6 separate regions of the Homo sapiens genome follow, and all the other regions are linked to region 3. A link is a contact called in ENCODE Hi-C or POLR2A ChIA-PET data. All regions are on one chromosome and are shown on one strand. Each heading gives the region's core, a stretch centred on a gene start or an enhancer-like site at or near the end of the contact. The rest is flanking DNA. Distances are from core to core; before and after follow the strand shown.

Region 1 (3,119 bases), core at 529-3,028, 2.5 Mb before region 3:
CATACTCACATTACTAAACACTTTCTACAACACAACACAGACCCATCTAGACCTTGCTCCTGTTGATGCCTATTGTATTTGGTTTCCTCTGAACACGTACCATTTCTCAAGTTATGTTACAACCGTGAGCTCTTCTAACATCATGCCTCAGTACTGAAGAAGCATCAGTGATGTGATGATTCTCCAGGTAACCTGTTTTGAGGAACCCAGGCAGGGCAATGCTTGCAAGCAAAGAATACCAACTATCTTGCCATTGCCAACGGCAAATGGGTAACAGCGTGGCTTTGACCCAAGAAAACTAAAGGGAAAAATCATGGCAGTTGTACCGCTTTTGTAGTGTTTATTTACATCAACCACAGGGTTATCTCTAGGAATGGCTTCACACTCATTAGAGATCTCTTTTCTTGATTAGTGTTGTAGAGATACAAACAGTTCATATTATGAAATTCGGTTTTGATAACATCAATTTGAATATAAATAGCTAAACCATAGAGTTCTTGGCCTTCTTAAAATGAATACGTTTCTATAGGCATTGCTTAACAGTGTATGAAAAACCGTTTCTGCAGTGGCTATCAGTAAGTTACAAGGTTGAGACGGTCTGGGAGGCCCTAAAATGATCCTGGTCCGGCGAACATAGAGGGAAGAGGTTTCAACACGCAAGCGGCTAAGGCTAAACCAAGCTTGGCTTATGAGACCCTTGGAGTATTTACTGTCATTCCTGTAATAACCTTCTTCATCTGAGCCTGAAGATCTGTGCCCTCTCCACCGCCCACCTCCAATCCCAGACTGGAGAGCAATTCCGCTTCCTGCGCACAGAAGAGGAGGCTGCCGGTCCCAGGTGGCCGGTGCAGATCCTCGGTCTCTGCAGAGCGAAAGATTTTGGTCTTCCTGCAGTCCTGCCTAGCAGTCTGCAAGGCGGCTTCCAAGCACAGAAACGACAGGATTGATCAAAGTCGGGGCAGAGACCTCGGAATACAATGAGTGCTTGGACTCCAGACTCGTCCCAAACCTAAACTCCCAATTCCTGTTCAAAAGGCGGTACAAGCCCAAATCCCAATAAAGCAGAAGGGCAAAGGAGCAGCGCCAGGGAGCCTTTCCAAACAAACCCCACCATCAACCTGCCACTGGGAAAACGCCCACCGAGCCCTTAGCGCATCTGCCGGGGTGATGCACCCACCGAGGTCCCCGCAGCGCGGGCAGGAAAGCTTTGGTTGCGGCGTGGGGAGCCCAGACGCGCGGCGCGCAACCACATCTACCCTCCGAGCCCAGGCGGATTGGGGGGGTGGGAAGGGGACGCTGTGAGCCACTATTGGGGAAGCCGGGGACCACCGCAAGCAACCCCCCGCCTCAGCAGAGGAAAAATAAAACGCTGGCAACAAGTGGGAGGTGCAGCCCCCATGGTCAGGCCCGAGGGGCCGGGCGCAGGCAGAGCGGGAGAAGGCAGACACAGGGACCCGGAGCGCGCCCACCCCCGCGTTCAGCCCATCCCGCCTGCGACCCCCGGGCCGGCCAGGGGCTGCGGAACTCCCGTCCCCGCACAGCCCAGGCGGCGCCGCCGCGGAGACCCCCGGGGCCGGCGGAGACCCCAAGGCCAGCCGCCCCGAGGCCAGCCGCCCCTCCAGCGCACTCACTGCTGCATTCGTCGTCCGCGCAGAGTTTGTGCTCCGAGAACCGCCGGCCAGTGCTGGGGTCCAGCTGGCCCGGCACCCGCCAGGGCAGCCGGAGCACGAGCAGCCAGACGAGCAGCCCAGGCGCCGCAGCCATGTTGTGGTCACCTCGGGGAGCCGGTGACGCGGAGGAGGAGGCCGGGGCGGGCGCAGAGGGGCGGGACGGGGGCGGGGACGGGGCGGGGACGGGGGGGCTGGGGCGGGGGCTGGGGCGGGGACGGGGCGGGGACGGGGGCGGGGACGGGGGCGGGGGCGGGGGCGGGGACGGGGCGGGGACGGGGGCAGGGACGGGGGCAGGGACGGGGGCAGGGACGCGGGCAGGGACCAGGCGGAGCGCCGGGGGCATGTGGGAAGACAAGCGCAGAGGGGCGGCGCCCGCGAAGGTCTGAGCAGTTTCCGACTGACACGTCAGCAGAGGCTCTAGGAGGGATGCGGGAGACCTCCAGGAGGAGGACTGACAGCAGCCTCCTCCTCTCCTCGAAGCCTTCTCCTCTGGTCGCTGCCGTGGCAACCAGGACTCCCTCGCCCAATCACCTGCCTTTGCCCCAGTCCCTCGCAGCACCTCCGCGTGACTCCATTCTTAGTTCACCCCTCCCCGCGCGCTTGGGTCCCCCAACCCTGCGCCATCTCAACAGGTCCCTTCTGGCGCCTTCTCGCAGTTTCTGGTTTGTGGCCTGTCCCGAACCAGCCCCCCACTTCACCCCGCTACTTCACCCCGCTACCCCCACTCTTGGCATGGTACCTCCTTTTCTGAACTGCCAAATCCCACCCGCGATTTGCCACTGTTAGTCTCTGGTTTCAGGCTCCCTCCTTTTCAGCCTCCCAGGGCTTCCTTGGGGGCACCATCCCGTGGTGCTCTTTGATTAAGAAAGGGGGAGGTGAGTGGAATAGGGGGCTGAGGATATAAATCAGAGCCCGTGGCCTGCTTGGTCGTTGATAGAAATGGGTAATGGTCCTTGGGCTGAGATCTTGAGATTCCTAGATCTATATCCATAGGAAAAAAGTAAATTAATTTAATAACAGTGTGATGAGCTTCCATTTTATACTTATTTCATGCCAGAATTAAGATTAATCTTCACAACAATCGCACCTTAGAGTAGTAGGTCCTATTATGATCCCCATTTCAGAGATGACTACCTTAAGGCATTCAAACACCTAGTGAGTGATGGAGCTAAGATTCAAACCCAGGTAGTATGCTCCTTTTTAATCACAGCTCTGTAAAGCCTCCATCAAGCAACAAGCAATTTTTGTACTTTCTTTCTGAGCAGGGAAGCAAAATCTTATTTAAATCATACTATAACTGGATGATTTATATGTGCAGTTAAAAAAGCGGGGGACTGCATGAGCAGGTCAGCCCAGAGAAGAGTGGCTACAATGCTCTCCAGAAGAGTGGCTACAATGCTCTCCAGCCCTGGTTGAAGAACTTGGCATCTGTCTGTGACCAGCAGCTTC
Region 2 (3,456 bases), core at 732-3,231, 2.6 Mb before region 3:
CCAACTTAAAAAAAAAATTAAGTTCCATGCCTTCTACTTAAAAAAAAAAAAACGCGCGGTGGCTCACGCCTGTAATCCCAGCACTTTGGGAGGCCGAGGCGGGCAGATCACAAGGTCAGGAGATCGAGACCATCCTGGCTAACACGGTGACTCTACTAAAAGTACAAAAAAAAAATTAGCCGGGCATGGTGGCGGTCGCCTGTAGTCCCAGCTACTTGGGAGGCTGAGGCAGGAGAACCCAGGAGGCGGAGCTTGCAGTGAGCCGAGATGGCACCACTGCACTCCAGCCTGGGCGACAGAGGGAGACTCCGTCTCAAAAAAAAAAAAAAAAAAAAGCAGCATGTCTTGTCTAAATGTCCTTGGGTAGGTAGTGCAGCAGATAATAAGGAGAAAGCCCAGGCGAAGACCTAAACATGGCAATTAGATTCCAGGAAGTAACTGAGAAAAAATTCTGATAAGGTTCATTTAATTTGAAGGCACTAAAAAATTCTGACAATCGACTTTTCCTAGTATTAGAAAATAATGGTGGCTGTACAGTGTATGAAATGCCTACATTAAGTGCTTCCTTTATGCTATTTATTCATGACAAAGCTGGTTTTGAGGAGCACCACATACTTAATGAATAGAGAATACAGTGTGTACCCAACGAAAAACTGAGCAGGTTTATTTAGGACTCAAAACATTTAACGAGTTATTTCAGAAAATATCATCTTCTACACATCTTCCATATAAATTCCGATAGCCTAATACAGCATCTATGTGCCTACAAATAATATCACACTCAGCACTTGAGGCTGCGAAATCTTCCACAAATACTTCTTTTAATGCGGCCTCCTACTTCCTGGATGAAAATGTCTGAAGTTTTGCGAATCTTTACTTCAGGAAAGAAGAGGGTTTCTGCCCCTGCCCCATCTTCTCCCCTTCTGCGACCCGGCGGTCTTCAGTTTTCGGGAGTTCCTAGGGTGGGATAGAAGAACGACACACCCACCCGCAGGGACAAGGGTGCCTTTAGAGCCACCAATACAACATTCGGATCGAAGCTGTAAGCTAACACACTTCCACAAGAGGACTCCCGCTCCTAACAAGGGACCCCCACCCCGGAAGCCCCGAGTCCCCAGAGGAACCTACCTGAGCGCCGCCCCCGAGCTCTGAGCGCCCACTTCCTGTTTACCACCCAGCCTCTTCCTCCCGTGCCCAGTCCCGTTCGAGGCAGCGGGCGGCGACCGTGCGCACGCGCCAACACTTGAGTTCCCCTCTTTCCAAACAGGCATTTTTGTGGAAAGCCGATACTGTCAACCCGGGAGAGGTGGCCAGACAACGGCCGAACGAACCCCAGTTTAGCTTGTATTATAAGCTCTCCAATGACCAATGGAGATGCGGGGCAAGGGGATTCAGCGGATCTAGCTGTTAATGCCACTGATTTGTGGTGACCAATATGGATTTTCTTTCTGTCGTTTGTTTCAAGGCACTAGAAGGAGACTTTTGGTCCACTGTCCAGGGGTCTATGGAGACTAATGTAAAAGGGGGTGATCCTATTGCTTGAGACTCCGGGGAAGTAGCGGGGGATATTACTGAGAAACACCCATCCTCTGACATACTTACCAAATTTCTCAGAGTCGGTTCAGCAGTTCTTCTAAGGGAAGAAGGGCAATATATCGGAGTCCACAAGCGAGAAAAAGAGGGAGTCGGAGAACCGAGACTACAGAACCAGGGTGACGGAAAACCAGGACGGCGCCAAGCCGGAGTCACGTGACCCGGCGGCCATGATAGCTACCGAGGCGGTAGTGCGCGCAGCTCAGGGGCGGGTATTGCCGCGGCGTTGCAGTCCCCTCAAAACGCTTCGTTCATCATCCCTTTCTAACTTCTCCCTCGGCCTTCCTTTTGAGCTATGGTCTTTTTCCCAGACAGGAAGAGAAGAGTTGCCCCTACCTCCGGAGCCGAGGGAGAATGCCGCAATAGCGATGGCGGCCCTCGGCGCAGTGGGGCGGCCTCAACCTAACCCGGGGCGGGGCCTCGGGGGCGGGGTCTCGGCGGGGCGGTCGCTTTGGAGCCGCAAAGTTTGGCTGTGGCGGCAAATGGGCTTGGGCGGCTCCTCGGCGGGTGGCGGTGGTGGCCGTAGCGGTTCCTCCTGGCCCTGTTAATGTCGGGGCCAGGCCGGGGGAGGATGGCGCCCTAGAACCCGGCCTTGCTGGGGTAGGGGCGGGAGGGGACGGGGTGGGGACCGGCCATGTCGGAGGTGACCCGGAGTCTGCTGCAGCGCTGGGGCGCCAGTTTTAGGAGAGGCGCCGACTTCGACTCTTGGGGCCAGCTGGTGGAGGCGATAGACGAGTATCAGATGTGAGTGACTAACCGCGGGAGCAGGCCAGACCGGCTCCAGTCGTGCGCCTCTCCCTTGTTTCTGTCGGTGTCTCTCATCACCGTATCTGCAGCCAAGGCTTCTCAGGGTGGGGCTCCGCAGGCACTGGGGCTGAGATCCCTCGCCACCAGCCCCAGCGAGGCTGCTCTAGGGACAACGGCTCCGCTCTCTGGGGTGACTCGCCTTCTTCCCTCTCCGCCTCCGCAGGGACAGTTCCATTCAACAGGTAGCCCTTCTTTCCTGGGGCGCAGGCCCCAGCAGGCTATCTGCTTAGTTCCTTTCCACCGTCTCGCGGGTCCCCCACTTGGCAGTCAGTTTCCTTTCCTCCTCCTCTCCCAGGTTGCTTTTCCTCGATTTCCTTTTGAAATTCTCTGAGGAATACTTGTGTGTTCTCCGCCCACGTTCCAAGGATGAGTGGCCTTGCTCTGTGTGTGTCTTCCTTCTTCCATGCGTAGGAAAGGAGGGAACTGTTTGCGATTGAGGGGATGGGGGGGAGCCCAGGAAGCAACGAGGGCCAGGGATACCTCTTCTGCCAAAAGAAGGGTCTCCTCTCGCGCTCCTTCTCCACCCCTCTTTCTGGTGAGCCGTGTTTTCAGAATTCCACCTCGATTTCGTTTCGGTTTCTGGGACTGTTATTTGGTAGGCTGTGAGTCCCACCCACCCCCTCGCTCGGTTGCCTTGGGTGGAGTCCGCGCAGGATGTGAACCGAAGAGAGCAAAATGTGAATTAATGGACCACGCACAGGAGCTCCACGCCCTCCTTGGATCCCTCCTCCTTTTCCTGTATATAATGTATAGCCGCAGGGTACAAGTGAGTACCAGTTTCCTTGAGCAACCTAAGACCAATTTCTTGCCCTTTCTGGTTTCCACAGAAAACTTCAGGGTTGTCTTAAAAAATAAAAGACAAGATTTATATACACATAAAACCTTGCTTAGGTTTTTGCACATTTTACTGAACTTAAGAACTGTCTGCCAAAATGCTATTGTTTGCAAACTCGCCATTAATTATTCTCTGTTTAAAGCAAGTTATTGTTTGAGATTTCACTGAGTATGAAACCACGTATGAGTAGAATACCCCCGGCCTCCCCCACCCCCCATCCG
Region 3 (3,203 bases), core at 322-2,821:
GCATTATGTTTGTCTTTATTTAAGCCATTTGTACTTGTCATGTAATTATACAATTTAATTATAAAAACCAAAGTATGGCCAGGTGCAGTGGCTCATGCCTGTAATCTCAGCACTTTGGGAGGCCGAGGCGGGCGGATCATGAGGTCAGGAGTTCGAGACCAGCCTGGCCAACATGGTGAAACCCCGTCTTTACTAAAAAAAAAAAAAATGCAAAAACTAGCTGGGCTGGGTGGTGTGCGCCTGTAGTCCCAGTTACTCAGGAGGCTGAAGCAGGAGAATAGCTTGAACCCTGGGAGGCAGAGGTTGCAGTGAGCCGAGATCAAGCCATTGCACTCCAGCCTGGGCGACAGAGTAAGACGCCGTCTCAAAAAATATATATATGTATATATGTGTGTGTGTGTGTGTGTGTATATATATATATATATATATATATATATATATATATATGGTTAAAGTAATATAATTTAAGTTATGTATATTTTTCCACTTCCCAAAAAGGGTCTACTTAACTCACAGAGTTATTGTGAAAATCAAATGAAGACGTAAAAGCCTTTTTAAGCTGGGCGCAGTGGCTCACACCTGTAATCCCAGCACTTTGGGAGGCCGAGGTGAGCAGATCACCTGGGGTCAGGAGTTCAAGACCAGCCTGGCCAATATGATGAAACCCCGTCTCTACTTAAAAAACAAACAAAATTAGCCCGGCGTGGTGGCGCGCCTGTAGTCCTAGCTACTTGGGAGGCTAAGGAGGAAGGATCGCTTGAACCCAGGAGGAGGAGGTTGTAGTGAACCTAGACTGCGCCACTGCACTCCAGCCTGGGCGACAGGATGAGACACTGCCCCCTTCCCCAACCACGCCCCCCAGTAAAAGATCCCATCTGTACACAAAAAATATTTTAATTAGCTGGGTGTGGTGGCGCGCACCTCCACCAGTAGTCCCAGCTACACGGAAGGCTGAGGCGGGAGGATGGCTTGAGCCTAGAAGTGGGAAGGCAGCAGTGAGCCGTAATCGACTCTGGGCGACAGAGCAAGCTATCTATCGCTTAAAAAAAAAAAAAAAAAAAAAAAAAAAAAGGTAAGCAAGCATCTTTGACACAATTCTGCATAAAGTTGCTGTGTTATTGCGTGGGGAGTGGGAGGTGGAGGTGTGTGTGGTGGACCTGCTGAAGCCTGTCCACGGACCGCTAGGGGTTCGAAGTTAAATAGCCGCAGAGTGGTATCACTAATACAAAGAACATTTTAAAACAGTGAACTCTACGAAGTGGGCTGGAAGACAGCTGAAACCAAAACCAATCTTTTTTTTGTTTCAACACACTGTTGCTGGCTTAATGTGTTCTTTCCTTCTTCTTTTTCTTTTTTTAGCCAATCTTTGAAAGTTGACACATCTTTCGCTTTTATTTAATGCAACAGGTGACTTGCACCTACGGAGAGCTTGGAGAAAACACGGACAAGTGGAATTTTCCCGCGGATCAGGAGTCTAAAGAGGCAGTGTGAAATCGCTGTTGTGCGCTTGCGCGCAGTTTCCCGCATGCTCAGTAGCTGAGGTAGGGATGCCATCCTTCTCAAAAGACTTATTGACAGTGCCAAAGCTCGGTACTGGACACAACGAGGGACCTGGGTCTACGATAACGCGCTTTTGCTCCTCCTGAAGTGTCTTTGGTCCAACGTTGTTCCAGGTTTGTCACCGTTTCTCTCCGGCCGGTCAGGGCAAGAGCCAGGTAGATAGGATTTATGTTAAAAAAATAAAACGAAAAAGGTTTATGTGAATCAGATTGCTTCTCCAGATATTCTAACTTCCGACTTGGACTCTTGAGTGTCGATATTTTAATTGTTTATCTGTGCTTTTATTTTCGTGATCCGGAAGGTTTTTATAGCCATATACTGTAGAAACAAGACAAACCTAGACATTGAGTTTGTTGATGCACCCAAATTTAGAAACTGCTTGGTACCTAAAATTAAATTTCTTTAAACAGCAAATATTCTTCCAACTGCCATTTCTACATATTTATAGGTTTGCGTGATTTATTTGGATTTCTCTGTAAATATAATTGTTGGTTCAAAAGATACGTACTTTATACTTTTATTAAGGTTCTCAAAACTCTCCTAAGAGGGTTCACCGCTTTGCCAACAATGCTCAGGAACATGTTCCCTCACACCCTTGCAAACTGGACAAAGGACAAACTCTTCTTCTTTCTTCTTTTTTCTTCTTCTTCTTCCTCCTCCTTCCTCCTCCTTCTTTTTTTTTTTTTTTTTTTTTTTTCGAGACGGAGTCTCGCTCTGTCGCCCAGGCTTGAGTGCAGTGGTGCAATCTCGGCTCACTGCAAGCTCCACCTCCCAGGTTCACGCCATTCTCCTGCCTCAGCCTCCCGAGTAGCTGGGACTACAGGCGCCCACCACCAAGCCTGGCTAATTTTTTTTGTATTTTTAGTAGAGACGGGGTTTCACCGTGTTAGTCAGGATGGTTTCGATCTCCTGACCTCGTGATCTGCCCGTCTCGGCCTCCCAAAGTGCTGGGATTACAGGCGTGAGCCACCGCGCCCAGCCTTTCTTTCTTTCTTTTTTTTTTTTTTTTAAGACAGGTTCTAGCTCTGTCCCCCAGGCTGGAGTACAGTGGTGCCATTATGTCTCACTGCAACCTTGACCTCCCAGGGTCTGGTGATTCTCCCACCTCAGCCTCCCGAGCAGCTGGGACTACAGGCATGTGCCACCACACCATCTAATTTTTGCATTTTTTTGTAGAGACGAGGTTTTGCCATGTTGCCCAGGCTGGTCTCGAACTCCTGAGCTCAAGCAATACACCAGCCTTGGCCTCCCAAAAAGTTCTAGGATTACGGGTGTGAGCCACTGCATTCAGCGACAATTTTTTTTTTTTTTTTTTTTTTTGAGTCGGAGTCTCTGTCGCCCAGGCTGGACTGCAGTGGCGCGATCTCGGCTCACCACAACCTCTGCCTCCTATGTTCAAGCAATTTTCCTGCCTCAGCCTCCTGAGTAATTTTTGTATTACTATGCCTGGTTAATTTTTGTATTTTTAGTAGAGATGGGGTTTCACCATGTTGGCCAGGCTAGTCTTGAACTCCTAACTTCAGGTGATTCACCTGCCTTGGCCTCCCAAAGTGCTGGGATTACAGGTGTGAGCCACCGTGCCCTGCCAAATTTTCTTTTCTATGCCAATCTTAAAAATAAACAATCATGGCCCGGCGCGGTGG
Region 4 (3,129 bases), core at 625-3,124, 2.5 Mb after region 3:
ATTTATTTATTTATTTATTTGAGACAGAGTCTTGCTCTGTCGCCCAGGCTGGAGTGCAGTATTGCGATCTCGGCTCACTACAACCTCTGCCTCCTGGGTTCAACTGATTCTCTTGCCTCAGCTTCCAGAGTAGCTGGGACTACAGGCGTGCACCACCATGCCTGGCTGATTTTTGTAATTTTAGGAGAGACAGGGTTTTGCCATGTTGGCCAGTCTGGTCTGGAACTTCTGCCCTCAAGTGATCCATCTGCCTCTGCCTCCCAAAGTGCTGGGATTACAGGCATGAGCCACTGAGCCCAGCTAGTATTGTAATTATTTTTTAAAAGCCTATATTCCATACAAGGATGTGAACATCATGATGGATGGGGCTTATTTCATTTATATATGTCATAAATACAGCACCTGCCACATACTCTAAATAAATAGATAATTTCTATGTTTAGCTATTGTTAGTATGTTTACTTAAACCAGGGCTACAGATTTATTGAAAAATTCATTAATGTGAGTCTTCAACAATTATTGTGTTACTATTATTTGTATGGGGCTATCATAGACGTTGGAGACAAAAATAATGGTGAGCAAAATAAGAGACACTGTCTCTGCTACTAGTTTAAGAGGGGAGATAGATATTATCTCATAAAAGAATGTAAAATTGAATTGTGATCAGTGCTGTAAGAGAGGTACGTTGTGAAATAATGATGTAGTAGGTGAGATAAACGTTAGAATAAAAGCAGCTCAGCAAGACCCTATCTCATTGACATATTTTCCATTGGTCTGTCATGTCACTGTATTCCATAATAGTCTAATTCACTTTTTTGCAGTTTCTTTTAAGTTACAAAAACTCCTGGGGCAATGCTTCTTTAAAATGAAACTCTTCCTGGGCAAGAAGTTTGGCTGTAGGGAGATGAAGAAGACTGCTAGTGGTTTTCTTACCCGTTATCTATTAATTAATATATTGGTACTAGTTACCGTGTCAGAATGGTTTAGACACTTTCATTTTATTTTATTTTATTTATATTTATTTATTTATTTATTGAGACAGGGTCTTAATTTGTCACCCAGGCTGGAGTGCAGTGGTACAATGTCGGGTCACTGCAACCTCTGCCTCCCAGGTTCAAGCGATTCTCCTGCCTCAGCCTCCGGACTAGCTGGGATGACAGGCATGTGCCACCATGCCCGGCTAGTTTTTGTATTTTTAATAGAGACGGGGTTTCACCATGTTGTCCTGGTTGGTCTAGAACTCCTGGCCTCAGGTGATTCGCCCCCCTCGGCCTCCCAAAGTGCTGGGATTACAGGCGTGAGCCACCACACCCGGCAGATACGTTCATTTTAAAAAGGCGAATGAGTCATAGAACAATTGAGTTTAGTGATGTTTGTAAAATAACGGAGGCTCAAATCCCTAGGTAGATGGGACACAATCTGAGTTCATTGGGCTAGTGAGTCAGGGTGACCCCCAGTCAGGGTATTGAACATAGGTTTCATCAAATTGCAGAGTGGTGATGTCGAAGAAAAAAAGCACTTTACAATTTTATCTATGCTGGGAGTTTCCTTAAATCATCTCACACTGAATATCTACGGCCCCTCTCTATTTAGAATTTCGTTGTATGGTAACAGAAACTCCCAATTATGTTTGCAGCCCATTAAGGGAAGAATTGGGTACTACTTAATGAATTAGGGTAATCGTTAAATCGTTAATTGGAAACTCCCGCTGAGGAACAACTGGTATAAAGTCACGCCCGCCCTTTACGCGATCCTTCTCTTCCTGACTTACCTGTTCCTAAAGTAGTACTGATTTCCTACAGTCGACGACCTAGCTTGCAGCCGGGCTAACGTGGCCATGGTCTCTTGGCCTTGGGTTTACAACTGGTGTTACTACCGGTCTCCATGGTAACTGGGCTAAACCATAGCTCACTCCCGGGGTTCGACTTTTTGTTCACTCCTCTTTTCTCTCATGCTGCTTTGACTTTAAGAGCACTAAAAAGAGAATTAAGAAATTTCTGTGTAGCACAAAAGTTTAATTTATTTGTCTCTGTCTCTACTGCGAGTAGGAAGAGGGGATTATAGGAAGGGGAAAGCAGTAAACGCGGAGAACTAATGGTTGCTCCGGGCATCCGGTTTCCGCCGCCTGTCGGCTTCCGGAAGCTCATCTCAAAATGCTGAACTGCTCTTTGGAAGTCGCCGGTGCTGTTGTAGTTGGAGTCTGTTCACGGGCCTGAGCTTCGAGGCCAGGCTCCCGGGTGTCGTTAATGTTCGGGGCCGCCGGGCGCCAACCGATCGGAGCTCCAGCAGCCGGGAACAGCTGGTGAGGCTGGCGGCCCTGGGGAGGGGGAGGTCAGGGAAGGGTGTGATTGCCCGAGGCCGCTCCGCTGGACCTGGAATGGAGGCGGGAGGGAGCTGTGATGGATGATCTGAAGACATCTAGGCCTTGCTCTCACTCATTCCTGGGATGCACGCAGTTTGAGGGAGCTCTTGGGTGTGTGCCAAAGATTTGTGAAAGAATACAGTAAATGTTTTCTGATTGCTTGTTTAACAATATTTTAGAAGTCAAGCTTCCTGTACTCCAGGAGCAATTCATCTCCTCATTGATTGTTGACAACACTAGGGACAGGAAGAATTTATCTTAATCCGGGCCTTATTCCCCACTCCTCTTTCAATATTTACCAGATTATACCAAGTCTTTTGGAAGATAAATTCCAGAAATCTAGAGTTCTGGAAGTTCAATCGTGGAAAACACATCACCCTCTCACCCCCTTTTTTAAAGAGAGAGGGTAACCTACCTGTTTCCACCCTCTTGAACATTCTATTCAAGTTAAAGTGAGATATGTATGGGGGCTTTCCAAGAACCTATAACTGTCAGGATTAAGTTTGGGGCTTGACTATGTCTATGGTATCATGTTAGAATAATATATTGCTTTGACTTTTCAAAGTATTTCCACAAATTAATACACTTTATCCTATGACAGCCTTGTGATAGCAGAATATCACAAGCACAGAAAATTCAAGTACCGTGTCCAAAGTTGCCCTGTACATTTTAATCCTAGAGCTAGAATCCTGATTTGGGGATTTCTAGTTGAACACTCTGTATTATCTGTCCTGTTTTTCTCCCAAGCCCTTTTCCTCCAAACATAA
Region 5 (3,311 bases), core at 632-3,131, 2.6 Mb before region 3:
TGAAGGAAGTACAAGTCAAGATTACACATTTCAGCAGAGGATTAGAAACTATAAAAGTGAAAAATAGTGAAACCAAAAAGAACTCAATGATTTTAGCAGATTAGACAACTGAGGTGAGATTTTTAGCACATTGGAAGATAGGTCAGAAGAAAACATCCAGAATGAAGCATATTCAGAATGTAGGAGGCATTGGGCGAGGGGTAGGGGTGGGAGATCCTAGTATGTTGAATTGGATTCTCAGGACAAGTGAGAATAAGATAGAATTAATATGTGAAAAAAGAGGCTCCAAACTCAAGAGATGTTTATAACCTCAAGCAGTATAAATGCAAAAGAAAAAGCAGGAGGGTAGGGTGGAAGGGTGATGACAAAACCCTACATGTAGGCACCTCCCAAGAAAACTGCTGAAAAACCAAAAAGAAAATGACGAAAGGCAGCTAGGGCAGGCATAAAACATTTGAAAAAAGAGAAAAGAGAAAATAAGAATGATAATAGATTCCTCAAAGAAACTTTAAAACTAGAGGATAACTGGTTATCTTTAAAGTGCTGATACTAAACAACTATCGAAATTCCAGAACCAGCAGAAAGATCCTTTTAAAATGGAGTCAAACTAAAGACATTTTCATACAAAAGTAAACTCACTGAACCTGCATTAAAGTATATTCTTTGGCCGGGCGCGGTGGCTCACACCTGTAATCCCAGCACTTTGGGAGGCCGAGGCGGGTGGATCACGAGGTCAGGAGATTGAGACCATCCTGGCTAACACAGGTGAAACCCCATCTCTACTAAAAATACAAAAAAAATTAGCCGGGCATGGTGGCGGGCGCCTGTAGTCCCAGCTACTCGGGAGACTGAGGCAGGAGAATGGCATGAACCTGGGAGGCGGAGCTTGCAGTAAGCTGAGACCACGCCACTGCACTCCAGCCTGGGCGGCAGAGTGAGACTCTGTCTCAAAAAAAAAAAAAAAAAAAAAAAAGGGAAAGAAAGTCTGGAGATACGTGATTAGCTAGGGGACTGGCATAAAAGATGACAAGGGCCTGAATTAACACAGTGACTTTAGGGGTGGACAGTAGAGTACAAACCACACATGGAGACTGAATGAATTTTGGGGAAGTTGAATAAAACACTGCCACATCAATGGGTTAACTGTATCACGAAGAAAAACAGTTGCCATTTACGTAATTCACATTACTATTGGAGGCAGAGAAGTGCTCTTTTTTAAAAAGTAATGAAATGAGGAATGTCTCTCTGAAGCAGGACAGGCATTTATTTAGAGCTGGCCTGAACAAAACCTGGAAAATCTAAACTGGCTGCCTGGTGAGCAAAGAATTAGAGAAAAAGTTAATGGTATGGTTTCAATATTTAATGGCATACAGCAGTAGCAGTCTAAGCATTTAAAAAAGTTAAATTTGCTTAGCAAGAGAGGCCTCCTCACACACTGCCATATACACCAAAGAGTAAAACATAAGAGCAAACACAAATAGCAACTGCCACAGATAACCTATTTTTAGAGAATTCAGATGTTTTTGTGGACAAAAAACTTGAACTATAAAAATATACCTCTCAAAAGGTACCTCGCTCGAAATTTGAGATATGTATTTCAGAGGATTATTATCTAAATATACACACCAAATAGTTCTACATTCAAAACTCCTAATATCTTTGCCACAATTATGTTTAGTTTGAATATTTTACTCTGTGAAGTCCAAAACTAAATGTACCTTCAATAAGTAAATTTTCCTTTTTTGAAGTTTTTATTCTACTAAAACACGTCATACAAATCCCTCAGACTGTTTAAAGGAAATTACATAATTGACCACAAAGAAAGGAAAGTGAAACAAGTGGCGGAGCCACAGACAAGGCATGGCCAGATCTTCAAAAGAGAAGCACTCCCACAGCAGCGACCGTCAGTACCAGTACACTGCTCCCCCTTAAGTGAGTTACAGGCAACAGTTTTTGACTACTGGTTAGAAAGGAAAGAAAAATGCAGCTTATGAGAAACAAAGCAGAAAGAAAGAAAGACAAATTTATACTAATTACAGATGCAAAAGAGTACAATCCTGAAAAACGATAACATTATCTATATTAGTACACATTTATTTACTGACATGACAATACAGTTAACAGTAAATGATGATAATCTTACTTTTGCAAAGCCATCTCCTTCTGCTGATAGAGCTCATTCAGAATCTCCACTTTCTGCCTCAAGGTTTTGCATTCATCTTCCAGTCCAGCTTTGGCAGCTTGTAGTGAGTTGCGGTCATCTTCCAATTTCTTTACCTGGTCTGTAAAGGATAAAACATTTGAGTTCCATATGTGTGCACAAGAACTTGAGAACTTGGTTGGGGGCTGGTGCTGAGAGAAATGAGAAGTATGAAAGCAGGAAGCCGCTCTTTATCTTTCTAATGCAATTTTGTATCTTTCCAATATATAGCAATTTCTTCTCAAGAAGCAACCTACCTTCCAGGTTACATTTAGTGGACACGGAGGCTCTTAGCTTAAGCTGTAAAAGCTTTAGATCCTCTTCAACTACCGATATTGCAGTCTGTGTCTAAAAATTGCAGAAGAGACAAGTATTCATAAAAGTGAGGCATAGTAAAAGTATTCACAGGCAATTATGGGACTCTAAAAACGATTATACCCGAGAGACATCCATCATCTGCTTAATTTGATTTTTCATCTTCTCATTCCGGTCACCTAAAAAACAAAAGGCTTTCTTTCATTGCTTTTTCTTCCCTTGCTTTTTAAATCTATATTTTCTTGATTTACCCAAAACTAAACAATTGTCATGTTCAAACATTTAAAGAACAAACAAAAACAGAAAAGGATTAGACTGACTTTTAAGAGAACTGCAAACTTAAGACTGAAAAAGTGAATTCCCATTTGTACAATAAACATGTTATACATGCCATTATTGAGCAAGAAGAAACATGTGAGATAAAGCTCTTTCTTCCATCTGGGCTTAGTGTCTTATTCAGAAAGATTCCCTCCTATTCTCCTCCAGAATCTACTACCAGGTGTGGTTTAAAACACCCACTACACAAGCAATATCCAACTTGAGAGAGGGCATCTAGAAACATTTTCCTCATCAGTAAACACTGCAACACTATAGCCTCCACTCTCATGGCCTTAGTTTATGGATCCAACCACCTCAGTACTCTCAAAACCAGTTGTGGTTTTCTTTCATGGCCTTAGTCAGTTTATGCCTCCAACCACCTCAGTACTCTTAAAACCAGTTGTGGGCCTTAAAACCACACAGCTACTGAGATGACAAGTTTTAAAATGTTATCTCCATGAAATTGAAAAACAAGTTT
Region 6 (3,540 bases), core at 1,001-3,500, 2.5 Mb before region 3:
AGTACTGAAACATGAAAAGAAAAAAAAAAGAAAAAGGAAGAAAAACCTGTGTCTTTGAGGATACAGTCCCTGGGGTGGAATTCTAGCCCATGTATTTTGGTTTTCTCTATATTATTATCTGAGATGTTTTTATTTTTATGCTTTCATGCCACATTCCTTTTTTATTCTCGTTAGCTGTGATATAGGATAGTCTATTTATGATGAGGTCTCTTCAACTGTTTGGCTATGTGAAGTTTGTTCTTTAATAGATTGCACAGGAAGCGTTCATGGAAATAATATTCCTTAAATGACAGTTTGCAACTTTAAAAACAACATAATTCATCACCATATTAAGTTGCTCTGTAGCACAAAGTAATTGTAAGAACATGTTTTTCTTAGGACATGTTTTCTTATAGATTGAAATCTAGAAAAGTCTTTGCATGCTTTATGTTTTCATATTTGTCATGCCTTTTTTTTTTTTTTTTTTGAGACATGGTCTTGCTATGTTGCCCAGGATGGAATTGAACTTTTGAGCTCAGCGATCTTCCTGCCTCAGCCTCTGGAGTAGCTGGGACTACAGATGCCTGCCACGGCAACCTTCCCTCCTTCCTTCTTGTTTATGCTATTGGATGTGATCTAGTTGATTTTTTTTATCTCTTCTCTCCAACACATTTTCTGTCAGAATTGCAGCATGGGAAAGAAAAAGCATAGGTAGGGCACGTTTCCTACTGCTCCTTAGAGCTGTTTGAGAACTTCGAGGAAAATCTGAAAGCTCTTCCTCATTTTCGGGAGAACATAAACTTTTTTCCATGTAAAATCATTTCTGGGCTGGTTTTGGTGAATTTACACCTCAAGCCAATGGGAGAAAAGTAGCCAGACTAAGCCTCTAGACAAGAAAGTAATGATTATGTATGTTATTTTGTGTGTGGTCTCCTGGACTACGCATAATTTATGTTAGCCCTGCCTGTAGAGTTAGAGCACAAGCTTGAGTGAGGACTCAAGAACTAATGACAGAGAGAGCAGCAGAAGGAACTTTTCTTGCAAGTCCTTAACTACTGCATATTGTTTTATGCAGAAGACAACATAGAATCAACTATTTGTAGCATTTTAAGGAATCCATGTACAAAATTTTTTTTGACAGGGTCTCATTCTGTCGCCCAGGCTGGAGTGCAGTAGGGTGATCACAGCTCACTGCAGCCTCGACCTCCCTGGGCTCAGGTGATCCTCCCACCTCATCCTCCCGAGTAGCTGGGACTAGAGGCATGCATCATCACCCCAGCTTATTTTTTTTTATTTTTATTTTGTAGGGACGGGGTTTCATCATGTTGACTAGGCTGGTTTCGAACTCCTGAGCTCAAACTTTCCGCCTGCCTCGGCCTCCCAAAGGGCTGGGATTACAGGCATGAGCCACCGCGCCCGGCCTCAAACTCTTACCAGACCCTTTAATTTCCTCTCCGATACTCCGATTCTACTCAAACTGTTCACCTACACAGAGGAAACTCAGTGATTCCTGGGGGAGCCTATGCTATATTTGTGCATCCTCATTTGTGGACAAAATTCTTTCTTGCTGTGACTTGAAAGCAGCCTCCCTTTACCTTTCACTTATTAGTCCTAGTTCTGTTCTCTGCTGCTAAGAAAAAGGGTCTGATCCTTCTTTCACTGATCAGCCCTCCAAATATTGGAGAAGCACACTGCGTTTCCATGGGCCTGCAGTCCTTTTCCGGGATCATCTTCCCTAGAACCCCTCAACTGTCTCTCATTTCACACGGTTTAACCATCTTACCTTTAACCCATATTTCATTTGTTTGTCTCAATGTCCCTCATGAAAGTTGACCCAGACGGGTCCGCAGAACAACTTTTGCTGAGAAGGCAAAGGAAATTCTCGCCCAAATTGTGGAGAAGGCAGTCGAACCAATTAAACCTAAAGCTAAAACTGTAATAGAAAAGAACTTTCAAGCTCGCAATGAAAAGGCTATGCATGGATTTATCTCATCACAGCCACTAGCCACACCTCCACTCGTGCAGTGCGCCTGCGAGCCGAGCAGAAACCAATGGCCCATCGTAGTGAATTTCTCGGGTAAAGTGACATTCTCCGCTTTTGAATGCTCCCTTCGCCCAGCCGCCAACCCCTCGCCCCAATTTCCATTTTAAATGAAAGTCTCCCACTTTCTAGCTGAGACAGACAAAAATAAAACTCGGGCAAAACCAATCGCAGAGAGGCAGCTCACTGTCACTTCCTGGGTCACTTCCAGAAGTCACTTCCGGGGTCGAGGCGAGGCCAACGATACGCCTGCTGCAGCAGGAGGAGTTACGAGCCGGGCCGCGCGCTGCCTAAATACCTAAACCAGGTTTAGCGCCTGCTCATATAAAGCTCTCCTAACTCGTCTTCCGGTGGGAATTTCTTCACGTGGGCCGGAGTCGGAGACTGAGTTTAGCTTTACTGAGGAGCTCTAAATTTAGGCGGGTAAGTGCCGCAGATATCGCCCGTGGTTCCTGCGTTTAAATGGAACGGGAAGGGGTGTGTCAGGATTCATCCATGTTCTCCTGATATTTCCTCCTAATACCTGAAACCCTTGGGGTCTGAAAACGAAAGAAGGGGATAGAGAAGCTTTGGTTGCCGTGGCAACTGCGGGTCACCAATTTGGGTTTTTGAGGATTTGGAAAGGGAGGATTTGTGTAACTACTCCTGAAAACACGTGATGGGTCGGATTCAAATTCAGTTGTTACTTATAATTCATACTCCTAGCCACATGCTTTGAATTTAGAAGGTTTACTCTGGGTATAATGCAGAGATGCAAAATCTGAGCCAGGGTAATTGTTTAGAAAGCTGATGCGGTAATCTAGGCACTGTTTGAAGGGGTCTTGAACTAGAGTAGTGCTGTAGGATTGAAGAGGGGAAATAGGGGAAATTTGGAGGTAGTATCAGGGGCACTAATACTCGATTTCATATGGGTAATGAGGAAGGGGCCCTGAGCATCTTTAGGAGTAAGTCTAAACTCACCTTGGCTTATGATGATTTTTCTAGGTTCGTTTCTCACCTTCCGCACCCCTCCTCCACACGCACCTCGAATTCTAGTCATGCCAAGTAGTTTGGTGTTCTATTTCCTAGACTATCGTCCTCACCATTTTTTGTGATGTTAGGCAGGTTCCATCATTTCACTAAGCCCCTCAGTTTTTTCAACCTTCACATGGAAGAAAGTAATAGTACCCACCTCAGGATTGCTGTGGGGATTAAATTAGATAATTTATACTTCTAGTGCATAGTAAGGGCCTAATAAATATTAGCTGCTACTTCTATTCTTACTGTACTTTTCATATTGTTTTGTTATTATACGTTTTGCTGTTTCTTCGTCTAGACTTGAGATTTTTTAAATTAGAGGGGCAGTATCTTATTTATCTTTACATGGACTTGAAACATTAGTGGTTCGGTCTTTAATGGATCATTCATTTTGGCTGTTGCTGACATAGTTAAATTCATTTTTTACTTTAAAAGAGCTGACAGGTATAATGCATTTTGCTAATCAAATTATATTTATTAGATAAAAAGATAGCCGTTTTTCT

The links. A loop is a pair of places that touch in the nucleus more often than their neighbours do. ChIA-PET counts read pairs that join two places held with the same protein, here RNA polymerase II (POLR2A). Pooled maps may share reads with other maps.
Region 1: a map of CD8-positive, alpha-beta T cell shows a loop between it and region 3 (6-fold over the local background). The contact joins the promoter of MIA3 here to the promoter of BPNT1 in region 3. A Hi-C loop is called at or near these places in 1 of 168 maps with a recorded cell type or tissue (CD8-positive, alpha-beta T cell) and 8 of 50 pooled maps. POLR2A ChIA-PET finds 5 or more read pairs at or near these places in 1 of 52 experiments (GM10248).
Region 2: a map of B cell shows a loop between it and region 3 (8-fold over the local background). The contact joins the promoter of BROX here to the promoter of BPNT1 in region 3. A Hi-C loop is called at or near these places in 3 of 168 maps with a recorded cell type or tissue (B cell, CD8-positive, alpha-beta T cell and naive thymus-derived CD4-positive, alpha-beta T cell), 3 of 37 single-sample maps with no recorded cell type and 15 of 50 pooled maps. POLR2A ChIA-PET finds 5 or more read pairs at or near these places in 4 of 52 experiments (Caco-2, MCF 10A, OCI-LY7 and 1 more).
Region 4: a loop to region 3 is called in a map of naive thymus-derived CD4-positive, alpha-beta T cell, with 11 times the contacts of the local background. The contact joins the promoter of SPATA17 here to the promoter of BPNT1 in region 3. A Hi-C loop is called at or near these places in 1 of 168 maps with a recorded cell type or tissue (naive thymus-derived CD4-positive, alpha-beta T cell), 1 of 37 single-sample maps with no recorded cell type and 7 of 50 pooled maps. POLR2A ChIA-PET finds 5 or more read pairs at or near these places in 1 of 52 experiments (activated T-cell).
Region 5: a pooled map shows a loop between it and region 3 (4-fold over the local background). The contact joins the enhancer-like site here to the promoter of BPNT1 in region 3. A Hi-C loop is called at or near these places in 3 of 168 maps with a recorded cell type or tissue (B cell, CD4-positive, alpha-beta T cell and naive thymus-derived CD4-positive, alpha-beta T cell) and 11 of 50 pooled maps. POLR2A ChIA-PET finds 5 or more read pairs at or near these places in 1 of 52 experiments (activated B cell).
Region 6: a pooled map shows a loop between it and region 3 (9-fold over the local background). The contact joins the promoter of TAF1A-AS1 here to the promoter of BPNT1 in region 3. A Hi-C loop is called at or near these places in 2 of 37 single-sample maps with no recorded cell type and 6 of 50 pooled maps. POLR2A ChIA-PET finds 5 or more read pairs at or near these places in 2 of 52 experiments (HEK293 and activated T-cell).

Annotation. Positions count from the first base shown.
Region 1 is chr1:222,616,756-222,619,874 of GRCh38, reverse strand. It overlaps MIA3 (MIA SH3 domain ER export factor 3), which reads right to left and starts at 1,778. Exons shown (of 28, transcript NM_198551.4): 1 at 1,632-1,778. The coding sequence starts at 1,764. RefSeq lists enhancers at 738-797, 1,078-1,960, silencers at 1,481-1,740, 1,911-1,980 and a cis regulatory region at 2,786-3,119.
Region 2 is chr1:222,711,089-222,714,544 of GRCh38, reverse strand. BROX (BRO1 domain and CAAX motif containing) reads right to left here and starts at 1,981. Exons shown (of 13, transcript NM_144695.4): 1 at 1,603-1,981. It overlaps AIDA (axin interactor, dorsalization associated), which reads left to right and starts at 2,054. Exons shown (of 10, transcript NM_022831.4): 1 at 2,054-2,337. The coding sequence starts at 2,228. RefSeq lists enhancers at 784-1,003, 1,372-2,286 and a silencer at 1,954-2,173.
Region 3 is chr1:220,088,156-220,091,358 of GRCh38, reverse strand. BPNT1 (3'(2'), 5'-bisphosphate nucleotidase 1) reads left to right here and starts at 1,571. Exons shown (of 9, transcript NM_006085.6): 1 at 1,571-1,673. RefSeq lists an enhancer at 1,271-1,460.
Region 4 is chr1:217,630,089-217,633,217 of GRCh38, reverse strand. It overlaps SPATA17 (spermatogenesis associated 17), which reads right to left and starts at 1,874. Exons shown (of 11, transcript NM_138796.4): 1 at 1,772-1,874. The coding sequence starts at 1,839. GPATCH2 (G-patch domain containing 2) reads left to right here and starts at 2,128. Exons shown (of 10, transcript NM_018040.5): 1 at 2,128-2,302. The coding sequence starts at 2,247. RefSeq lists enhancers at 1,850-2,089, 2,120-2,189.
Region 5 is chr1:222,653,626-222,656,936 of GRCh38, reverse strand. It overlaps MIA3 (MIA SH3 domain ER export factor 3), which reads right to left. Exons shown (of 28, transcript NM_198551.4): 16 at 2,639-2,694; 17 at 2,458-2,548; 18 at 2,144-2,282. Among named protein-coding and RNA genes, the nearest start is that of MIA3, 37 kb to the right of the region's middle. RefSeq lists an enhancer at 1,726-1,965. Within about 2 kb of position 1,881, at least 10 of the 41 ENCODE cell types and tissues checked have a DNase peak (open chromatin) inside an H3K27ac peak, as active enhancers do; they include B cell and CD4-positive, alpha-beta T cell, where a contact is called at or near this core.
Region 6 is chr1:222,588,630-222,592,169 of GRCh38, reverse strand. TAF1A-AS1 (TAF1A antisense RNA 1) reads right to left here and starts at 2,250. Exons shown (of 3, transcript NR_110613.1): 1 at 2,208-2,250; 2 at 1,763-1,912; 3 at 1-4. TAF1A (TATA-box binding protein associated factor, RNA polymerase I subunit A) reads left to right here and starts at 2,237. Exons shown (of 11, transcript NM_005681.4): 1 at 2,237-2,443. RefSeq lists enhancers at 1,204-1,736, 1,737-2,270.